2 separate regions of the Homo sapiens genome follow, and region 1 is linked to region 2. Evidence: chromatin loops called from intact Hi-C (ENCODE). Cell type or tissue: PC-3. All regions are shown on one strand. Each heading gives the region's core, and the rest is flanking DNA. Links, peaks and the distances in the headings are about the cores only. Region 1 overlaps TTC14-DT (TTC14 divergent transcript). Region 2 has its middle 19 kb from the start of LINC02053.

Evidence for each region. Peaks named below come from ENCODE experiments on the same cell type or tissue, not always from the same donor. Only the 100,000 strongest peaks of a DNase experiment are listed, where the experiment ranks them.
Region 1: it touches region 2 in a loop (8-fold over the local background); 1 of 110 quality-filtered maps calls a loop at or near these places.

What each region holds. Positions count from the first base shown.
Region 1 is chr3:180,533,091-180,538,487 of GRCh38, forward strand. All of the region lies in intron 2 of TTC14-DT (TTC14 divergent transcript), which reads right to left. Among named protein-coding and RNA genes, the nearest start is that of TTC14-DT, 66 kb to the right of the region's middle. In PC-3, for the core only: no CTCF peak of the experiment used is centred there; no DNase peak of the experiment used is centred there; H3K27ac peaks cover 834 bases.
Region 2 is chr3:180,430,683-180,436,079 of GRCh38, forward strand. No RefSeq gene overlaps it. Among named protein-coding and RNA genes, the nearest start is that of LINC02053, 19 kb to the left of the region's middle. In PC-3, for the core only: no CTCF peak of the experiment used is centred there; a DNase peak (open chromatin) is centred at 2,669; H3K4me3 peaks cover 381 bases; H3K27ac peaks cover 2,235 bases.

The DNA.
Region 1 (5,397 bases), core at 315-5,314, 100 kb after region 2:
AATCACTTTCACTAGAGGAAGATGAGAATGAAACAAAGAAGGAAGACCACAAAGTAACCAGAAAACAAATAACAAAATGGCAGGAGTTAGTCCTTACTTATCAATAATAACATTGAATGTAAAACTATAATAAGATATCACCTCACCCCAGTTAAAATGGCTTATATCCAAAAGACGGGCAATAACAAATGCTGGCAGGGATGTAGAGAAAAAGGAACCCTTGTACACTGTTGAATGTAAATTAGTACAACCCACTACGGAGAACAGTTTTGAGGCTCCTCAGAAAACTAAAATTTAGCTACCGTATGATCCAGCAATTCCACTGATGCGTATGTACCCAAAAGAAAGAAAATCAGTATATCAAAGAGATATCTGCACTCCTCTGTTTGTTGCAGCACTGTTTACAATAGCTAAGATTTGGAAGCAACCTAAGTGTCCATCAACAGACGAATAGATAAAGAAAACATGGTACATATACACAATGAAGTACTGTTCAACAATAAACAAGAATGAGATCCAGTCATTTGCAACAACATGGATGGAACTGGAGATCATTATGTTAAGAAAAGTAAGGTAGGCAAAGAAAGAGAAGCATTGCATGTTCTTACTTACTTGCGGGATCTGAAAATCTAAACAATTGAAATCATGGACATAGAAAGTACAAGGATGGGTTACCAGAGGCTGGAAAGGGTATTGGAGGGCTCGAGGAAGGTAAGGATGGTTAATGGGTACAAAAAAAATAGAAAAAATAAATAAGACATATGATTTGATAGCACAATAGGGTGATTATAATCAATAATAACTTAATTGTACATTTTAAAATAACTTATAAAGTATAATTGGTTTGTTTGTAATTCAAAGGATAAATGCTTGAGGGAATGGATACTCCCATTTTCTATGATATGCTTATTTCACATTGCATGCCTGTATCAAACATCTCAAGTATCCCATGAATATATACACCTACTATGTACCCACACATATTTTAAAAACTGTAAAACTTAAAAATTTTTTTAAATAAAAGCACATTAGACTGGGAGAACAGAAGCCTGGGTCAGACATCATACAAACACAGCCCCATAAGTCCAGTCTTCTCTACATGTGTGTTTTGTTTGACTCACACTGTTTTTGCTTTTGTTTTTGTTCATTGTATTTTTCAATTAAAATATTTTCATATAATTCTGAATTCCCAACTTTTATTTAAAAAGCAGATGAGGCCAGGCATGGTGGCTTACACCTGTAATCCTAGAACTTTGAGAGGCCAAGGAGGGTGGATTGCTTGAGCTCAGGAGTTTGAGACCAGCCTGGGCAACATGGCAAAACCCCGTCTCTACAAATATACAAAAATTAGCAGGTGTGGTGGCATGTATGCCTTAGTCCCAGCTACTTGGGGGGCTGAGGTGGGAGGATCACTTGAGCCCAGGAAGCAGAGGTTGCAGTGAGCCAATATCGCACCACTGCATTCCAGCCTGAGTGAGACCCTGTCTCAAAAAAAAATAAAAAACTTTTAAAATTTAAAAATAAAAGGCAGATGATCTGTCTATACTGAGCCCTCATTTTCACATATAAATAATCAGTTTGAACTGTTTGTCAGTGACCTTCCCCCTATGCTATTTACCACATTTCCCATGATCTCCTTTTATGTTATATTTTATATACTTGGCCTTTCTAACAGTTGACTCTGTGACCATTGACCAAACTTCTAACAAAAATTGTGCCACCAACAAGCTGATTGACCTCAAACAAGTTAATACATCTCTTTTGGACTCAATGTCTTCATATGACATTGGAGGAAGGGGTCTTAGGGTAGTTGATATCCTCACCTCTGAATTCTTCAGACTCTACTACTTATTCTAAAATTTAGAATACTCTCTTGTTAGAAGTAGACTGCCTGCTGTAACTTCTACTATCAGTGAAATCTTCTTATGACTATCATTAAATTTAAAAATAGTTTTATTAGCTTTTAGTCACAAGAAAAGAATTCGCAAATTTAGGAGCACTAAAAAGAAATATACTTCAATCTTAAAGCCCTCAGAACGGCTTATCTGATGTCAGACTTGATTTGGAAAATTTTGACTGAACAGCTTCTGTTTATAACTTGGGGGCTGTTGATCTCAACTAGATTATAGCTGATGTTGCCTATTTAAAGCCCAAATAAATATTAAAGAAAAGAGAAAGATGGGAGTGTATTCATTTTCTTCAATTAAATCTTCCACGCAACTGATTGAGGAAGTAATTTTCTCAGTAGTCACCCAAACTTTCTTTGCCATAATTACTCTGCATTGTCTAATTTGGATTTGTTTTCAAGTTATTATTTCAAAAAAGTCACTGAGTACTTTTTTTTACTAGTATCTCCTACTATCATGTTCTCAAAGGCATGTTATATATTCACTGGATCATACCAGAACAATTGTGAACACAATCAAATTATTCCGGGATCATAAAGAATACACGGTAAGATTTTTCCAAAAAACAAAATATTTAAAAGGCAAACTGGTAGGTGTATTAATTGTGCCTCTTAAGCTTGTCATTACAGAAGTTCCTTTTTATTTCTCCAAGTCAGAAAAGTTTAAGGTCTTGTCACTCACAGTGTGGTGTGTGAACCAGCTACATCAGCTTTCCCTGGGAGATTGTTAGGCAAGCAGAATCTCAGACTCTACCCCAGACCTGCTGCATTAAAACTCACAGTTTAGAGTGAGAGTAGATGATGGCCAAGAAGAATCCCAGTGATAATTCTCTCCTGCCCGCCATGGTAGGAACACCAAATTGAACAACTATACACACAAGAAAGCACCTTCCTAAGAACAAAATTCACAGTACCTGGTTCTAACATCATATAAGATGAGAAAAGGAAAGATAGTATTGAAATCACAATGGATTACAGACAAATATTAGACCTCAAACTACGAAACTACTAAAAGAAAACATTAGGGAAACTCTCCAGGACATTGGACTGGGCAAAGATTTATTGAGTAATACTCCAAAGCACAGGCAACCCAAGCAAAAATGGACAAATGGGAACATCTCAAGTTAAAGAACTTCTGCACAGCAAAGGAAACAATCAACAAAATGAAGAAACAACCCACAGAATGGGGAAAAAAATTTGCAAACTATCTATCTGACAAGGGATTAATAAAAGGAATATATAAGGAGCTTGAACAACTCAATAGGAAAAAAATCTAATAATCCAATTTAAAAATGGGCAAAAGATTTAGACATTTCTCAAAAAAAGACATACAAATGGCAAACACATATATGGAAAGGTGCTCAACATCACCAATCATCAGAGAAATACAAATCAAATGAGATATTATTATCTCACCCCAGTTAAAATTGACTGTATCCAAAAGACAGGCAGTAACAAATGCTGGTGAGAATGTAAAGAAAAAGGAACCCTCATACACTGTTGGTGGGAATGTAAATTAGTACAGCCACTATGGAGAACAATATGTAAGTTTCTCAGATAACTAAAAATATAACTACTATATGATCCAGCAATCCCACTGCTAGGTATACGCTCAAAAGAAATAAAATCAGTAAATCAAAGAGATATACTTTTATTTTATAATAAGCACTGCCATGTGTTTATTGCACTGCCATGCTTATTCACAATAGCCAAGATTTGGAAGCAACCTAAATGTCCATCGACAGATGAATGGAAAAAGAAAATGTGGTACATATACACAACAGAGTACTATTCAACCATTAAAAAGTAGGAGATTCTGTCATATGCAACATGCATGGCACTGGAGGACATTATGTTAAGTGAAATAAGCCGGGCACAGAAAGATAGACTTCACATGTTCTCATTCATTTGTGGGAGGTAAAAATTAAAACAATTAAATTCATGGAGATAGAGAGTAGAATGATGATTACCAGAGGCTGCTAAGAATAATGCAGGGCAGGGACGGACCCTGGTATGGTTAATAAGTACAAAAATATAGTTAGAAAGAATTAATAAGATCTAGTATTTGATAGCACAACAGGGTGATTACAGTCAACAAAAGTTGTTATACATTTTTAAATAACTACAGGAGTATATAAATGGGATGTCTGTAACACAAAGAAATGATAAATGCTTGAGGTGATGGATACCGTATTTGCCCTAATGTGATTTTTTTTAATTTTTCTTTTTTATTTCAATTGGTTTTGGGGTAACAGGTGGTGTTTGGTTATATGGGTAAGTTCTTTAATGATTATTTCTGAGATTTTGGTGCACCCATCACCTGAGCAGGTGTAGAGTAACTGTACCTGATGTGTAGTCTTTTATCCCTCACCCCCTCCTGCCCTTCTCCTGAGTCCCCAAAGTCCATTGTATCATTCTTTGCATCCTCATAGCTTAGCCCCCACTTATAAGTGAGAATGTAAGATATTTGGTTTTCTATTCCTGAGTTACTTCACTTAGAGTAATGGTCTCCAATTCCATCTAGGTTGTTGCAAATGCCGTTATTTTATTCCTTTTCATGGCTGAGTAGTATTCCATGGGGTGTGTGTGTGTGTGTGTGTGTGTGTGTGTGTGTCTCACATTTTCTTTATCCATTCATTGATTGATGGGCATTTGAGCTGGTTCCATATTTTTGCGATTGCAAATTGTGCTGCTATAAACATGTGTGTGCACATATCTTTTTTGTATAATGACCTCTTTTCTTTTGGGTAGATACCCAGGAGTGGGACTGCTGGATCAAACGGTAGATCTACTTTTGGTTATTTAAGGAATCTTCACAGTGAAAAGGAAACTACTAATGGTGGTACCAGTTTACAGTCCCACCAGCAGTGTAAAAGTGTTCCCTTTTCACCACATCCATGCCAACATCTATTTTTTTTTATTATGGACATTCTTGCAGCAGTGAGGTGGTATCACACTGTGGTTTTGATTTGCATTTCCTTGATAATTAGTGATGTTGAGTATTTTTATATGTTTGTTGGCCATTTGTATGGTTTCTTTTGAGAATTGTCTATTCATGTCCTTAGCCCACTTTTTGATGAGATTATTTTTTCTTGCTGATTTGAGTTCCTTGTAGATTCTCCATATTAACTCTTTGTTGGATGCATAGTTTGTGAAGATTTTCTCCCATTCTGTGGGTTGTCTATTTACTCTGCTAAAGATTTCTTCTGCTGTGCAGAAGCTTTTTAGTTTAATTATGTCCCATTTATTTATCTTGGTTTTTGTTGCATTTGTCTTTGGGTTCTTGGTCATAAAGTCTTTACCTAAGCCAATGTCTAGAAGGGGTTTTCCAATGTTATCTTATAGAATTTTTATGGTTTCAGGTCTTAGATTTAAGTCTTTGATCCATCCTGAGTTGATTTTTGTATAAGGTGAGAGATGAGGATCTAGTTTCATTCTCTACATGTGGCTTGCCAATTATCCCAGCACCATTTGTTAAATAAGGTGTTCTT
Region 2 (5,397 bases), core at 210-5,209:
AAAAAATATGTCAGGAAAAATTGTTATTTACAAACCCCTGATAGTTAATAAGAAGTATGGTTATTAAGTATTCCGGATTTGTTGGATAATAATCTCAGGAAGAGCTAAATTCCTCTGTTCAAGGAAAGGAATAGAAAAAGACATGGCGATTAGAAAACATGGGAGAAAGGAAAGTCTGGAAACAGTAAAACAGGAAAATAACGTAGCTGAGAAAGACAGGGAAAGAGATCTCAAACAGGTATTTGGGGAGCAAAATGATATATCTCCCAATACAACCATTTTCCTCTATCTCCCCATTAAAATGTTGGTAAAATTGATATTGTTCATTCACTGGTACTTAATGATGTACTTAGTGTTAAGAGATAACACATTGTGCTCAGATCCTGCCTGAAGGCTATTGTGAGGCAAGAATGGCGGATTCCTGTGATGACTGAGTCACATCTAGACTGCACACAAGGAACTTTCTTGCTCAAAAAAAAAAAAATCTTTGGTCTAAAAATTCAAAGTTTACATCATGCTTGACATAAACTAACTGAAAAGCATAATATATCTAGGCCAGTCCTATTAGAATTTCAAACTTTCAAGAGAACGACTCACAAATTTTGAAAAAACAATCAGATCATCCACAAAGAGAAAATTTAGCCTGACCCTAACTACACCACCACACCAAGCAGTGCAATGGAGTACCATCTGTAGAGTTTTGTTGAGACAAGCGGGGAACGATGTGCCTTGAGAATATAAGATCTAATCAAGATTTTTATGGCTAGAAAGGAACTTACACTATAAAATCTCATGTAGGGGGTAATCACTATGAGTCTCAATGATCTGAAAAAGCTTAACAGAAGTGTTATGCCTCAAAAACAGGCTTTGACTAGAAGGCAAAAGACATAGGCATTTCTAGGTATTTTGGAGAAGAAGTGATCTTAGAGAAGACGATGATATGTAAGGGGGAATTATTGAAGGTGAAGTGATCAAAAAGCTAACAAAGAAACTTGAGTCATGATTGTACATTATAAGAAAATGAGAATTATTGGAGTTTCATGAAGAAAAAGTGACATGAAGCCAACTGTTTCTCAAAACAAAACTGTAGGGAATAGACAGGAGCAACTAGAAACATGGGGCCGAAGGGACAATGCAAAGATCTAAGAGATGATAATGACTGCCTAAACCAAGATGGTGGCAATGGGGGTATTTACAAAGAGGTACAGGTGGGAAGGAATCATTTTGACAAAAGATCTGCTGGGGCTTAGTGTTAGGGTTACAGGGAAGGGATAAGAAAGGTAGTATATGGTTGTACTGTAAGTTCTGACTCAAGAGTTGAACTCAAGTTTATGTACTTATCATAAGATGCTTGAAAAACTCCACACTCAGTAAACTAATAGCAAAATAACCAGTAACCAACCCTTGAATTGTTCAGAGTATATCTAACCATTTTGTAACAATTATATTTCAGAAAGGCAGAAACTGAGAGAGAAAGTAACAATACATTTACAGACCAGTAGAAGGGTGTAAATAATAATCTTCAAAAAAGAAATGGGCAAATACTTAAAGGAGTATGTGCACATGAGAGCTATATAACCAGAAATTATGTGAAGGAAGATGCAAGAGCAAAGAATTAATAGTGATACGGGAGAAGCTGAATCAGTTCCGTAGGTTTACAGTCTGTGTAAGAGAAGTTAATGGAGTTGGAAAAATTATTCTTGAGCTACCTAGACTGGGGTTTTTCACAGAGGTGACCTAAAACCAGCTACTCTGATCGGGATTTTGCAAAAAGGAATTAAAGGTGTTTTAGGTACTGAAACCAATATCTCCGTCTTTATGGAGAGGATTGTGGGTGATCAGAACTAAAAAAGGCAGTGATTCAGGTAGTCTACCATTTTAAATTTTGTTGACAGGTAAGAGAGAAGAAACTAAAGACAATTCTAAGGTTTAAATTCAAATGACTAGAAGAATGATGATGTCATGAACATAAATAGCAAACTCTAGAAGGGAGTTTGATTTGGAGAGGAACATGAATTTAAATTTAAACTTGCTGAATGTGAAATGGCAGCAAGACATCCAAGTAGAAATTTATTACAGGCTGTTGGGAACCTGGAACTGGAGCCCATAGTACAGGCCTGGACTTTAGGATAGCAATAGGTTTTGGAATCAGTTTCAAGAAGGGATATTTAAAACCACTGGGGTTCTAAGAGAAAAAAGTAAAAACAGAAGAAGGGTCAAGGAAAAAACTTTAGGGAAATTCTACATTAGCATCAAAAATAGGAAGAAGGGTCTTACAGAAAACTGGTGAAATATTTGAGAGGAATTAAGAGAACAGATCAAAGACATCAATATAAAGAAACTTTTAAACATGAATATATGGTCAAAATATACTGAAAAGAGGGTAAGGATTGGGGAAAGCTTGCTGCATTCACTTGGATAGAGATATAGCAATTATAATAGAGACCCACATTAACAGTGGTTTAAACAAAATGGACATGTATTTCTCTTTCACATTAGTAGCCTGCAGGAGGATGATCCTGTTTTATAAGGTTGTCAGAAAGCTAATCTCTTTTGAGCTAATCTCTTATTGCTCCATTATTCCTAGGACATTACTTTCTTTTGTATGGCTCAAGATGACTCCTCACAGCACTCACATTCTAGGAAGCCATGTGGAGAAAAAAAAAGGAAAGGAAGGGGGTTGTGATTCAGAAGTGGTATGCATCACTTCCTTCCCCTCCCTTCACATTCTGTTGGCTATAACTTAGTCATATATCTATGACTAGATGAAACATAGTCTGTAGTTGAGTGGTAATATATTTGACAAATAATTCTATTATAATGAAAGAAAGGGAGAACAAATATTCACTGTTACCGTTACTGAATTTACTTAGAGTCTGATTTAGATGACCGTTCTCTATACTCCCATAATAACAAATCATAGCATATACCACCACACTGACCTGAATTATTTTGTTTAAACATTTCCCCTTTCAGACTATCAGCACCTTGAGTGCACGAACTATGACATATTCTTATCTATTGTTTCTATTATCTTATCATTCATCAATAATATTTGGTGAATAAATGAATGAGATAGCTTTAAAAATAGATCTGGTATTAGAAAAACTTTTGTAATTTAAATGATAAGGGATAAAAAATTATTTCCTCTAGTGAATGTGAGAATGTTCTGGCATTCCTTGAAATGGTTACCATAACAGGCACTGTGACATAGACAAAGAAGAAAACAGTTTCAGAGGAGAAAAGAACATCTAACTGAATTGATCAAAATAACATGTAAGGAAAGTACAGAAGCTCAGTATCTGTCATGTGGATACGCACAGTAAAAACCTGTCTGTGACTTGCACGTTAGTGTTCTGAGCCTAGAAAGCCCCATTAGCCTAAACTTCTCCAGGGCAAATGTGGATTTTTTAAAGTATTTATTTGCATTTAGCATCTGTGAGGTATTTTGTGTGCACACGCATGTGTGTATGTGTATGTGTGTGTGAATGAAGCACCATAAAATAGATATTTCTGATTAGATTAAGTTATAGGTTTATAAGTTTCCACTGTAAAGATCTCAGTTGGTGATTAAAAAACAAAACAATGTTCACCTATGATTCTAAGTTGCCTTGAAATCAGGAGGTGCATCTAGGTGAATAGTTACCATAGCCAACACTTGGTTTTCAATTATTCCTTTGACAGCTTGGTAACACATGTACTGAGCTCAAGGACTATAAAACCAACTTGGCCCCTCAGAAGAGAGTTAGCAGTGGCAAAACTAGATTAAAATTTGAGCCTCAAAGAAAACAAAATTGTCTGCTGCAGTCAGCTGATGGCATGGGGTATATAAGAACAAAATCTATATGCAAAAATTAGCACTAGGAGTAACTTTTTCTAATATTGTAAAGATATACATCTACTGGCAGCCAAAAATCACACTTAATGCTGAAATATTGAGTCAGTCTTATTAAAGTTCAGAACAAACAATGATGTTCTGGAAGTTCTGAAAAACACATTAAGAAATTGGAAGAAAGTACCAAGAATACAAATAATTGCAGAAAATAAAATTATATACCCAGGAAATCGATCAAAAAAATTAGAATAAGAAAGTTATAAAAATGGCTGTGAATAAGACTATATATATATTTATATGCACATATATACACATGTATACATATACCTATATATATAATATATAGAATGTTATAATCAACAAGTAATAATCAGAAAATAATATATAATAATAAACAGGATGTTTCATATAGACAAAACAAAATAAAAAATCATACAATATACAATATATAGGAGCAACATTAATGGTATATATAAAATCCGTATGAATAAGATTGTGAAACACAGCCAAGCAAGAGGGTCAAATATACCTGTTTTTCTATGGTAAAGTTAGATGTTATTGCTCATTATAGATGCTATAGATATTATTGGCTATTAGAGGAATAAATTCTTAATTAATTGGTTTGGTATAGTTTAATATAATTTGTTTTAATGTAATTCTAGTCAAACTCTCAATATTAAAGATACAATTCTAATAAGTAAGATGATAGTAATATAAAATAAAAATTAGGCAATTTTGGGTTGTAGAAGATATTTCCAACCATAATTACCAAAAACAGATACCATAAAAGAAAAGATATTAATGTAAAACTTCCATACCAAAAATCCACACACAAGAAAAATAATGGCAAAAAACAAATTGGAAAAAAAATTTAACTTTTTTACTTACAAATAGCAACATATTCTTATGGTAGACTTTGCTAATGCTAATGCCTGTCCTATATCTACTTTCTGCTACTTCTTTGCTTCCAGATCCCATATTGTGTTTGGCAGCAACATGCCAACTATTTTCTTTACTCTTGTAGTTGGATGTCCCTGTAACCATGTTTGGTCAATGAGACATAAGCAAAATTCCCTGGTTGGGGCTTCAGGGAAAGCCATGTTTTCCTTATTGAAAGGAAGAGTGTAAGCTGCCATGTGCCTTTTGCCATTGAGTCTTTCTGTCTTCCTTTTTGATATCTCAAATTGATGCCTGGAGGTGTAACAGCCATCTTTGACCATAAGAAAATAAAAGTCACCCACTAGTAAGAGTGAAGCATCAAGAGGACAATCTAGTTCCTTTAGTGCCTGCACCAGACCTGAAATGCCATTGCTGAACTTGTTATGTGAGAAAAAATACCCTTATTTGGTCAAGCCATACCATCTGGTTTCTGTTACATGCACCTAAGCCAAAAAAAAAAAAAAAAAAAAAAAAACTTAATATTTTAACAACTATAATTTTTTAAAGAAAAAGATGAACACTCTAACAGGAAAGAAATGAACTGAACACACAAGATACAATTTTAAAACTACAAAAGTAAAACATGGAAAGTATTGAAAACCATTAACAAAACAATTTTTAAA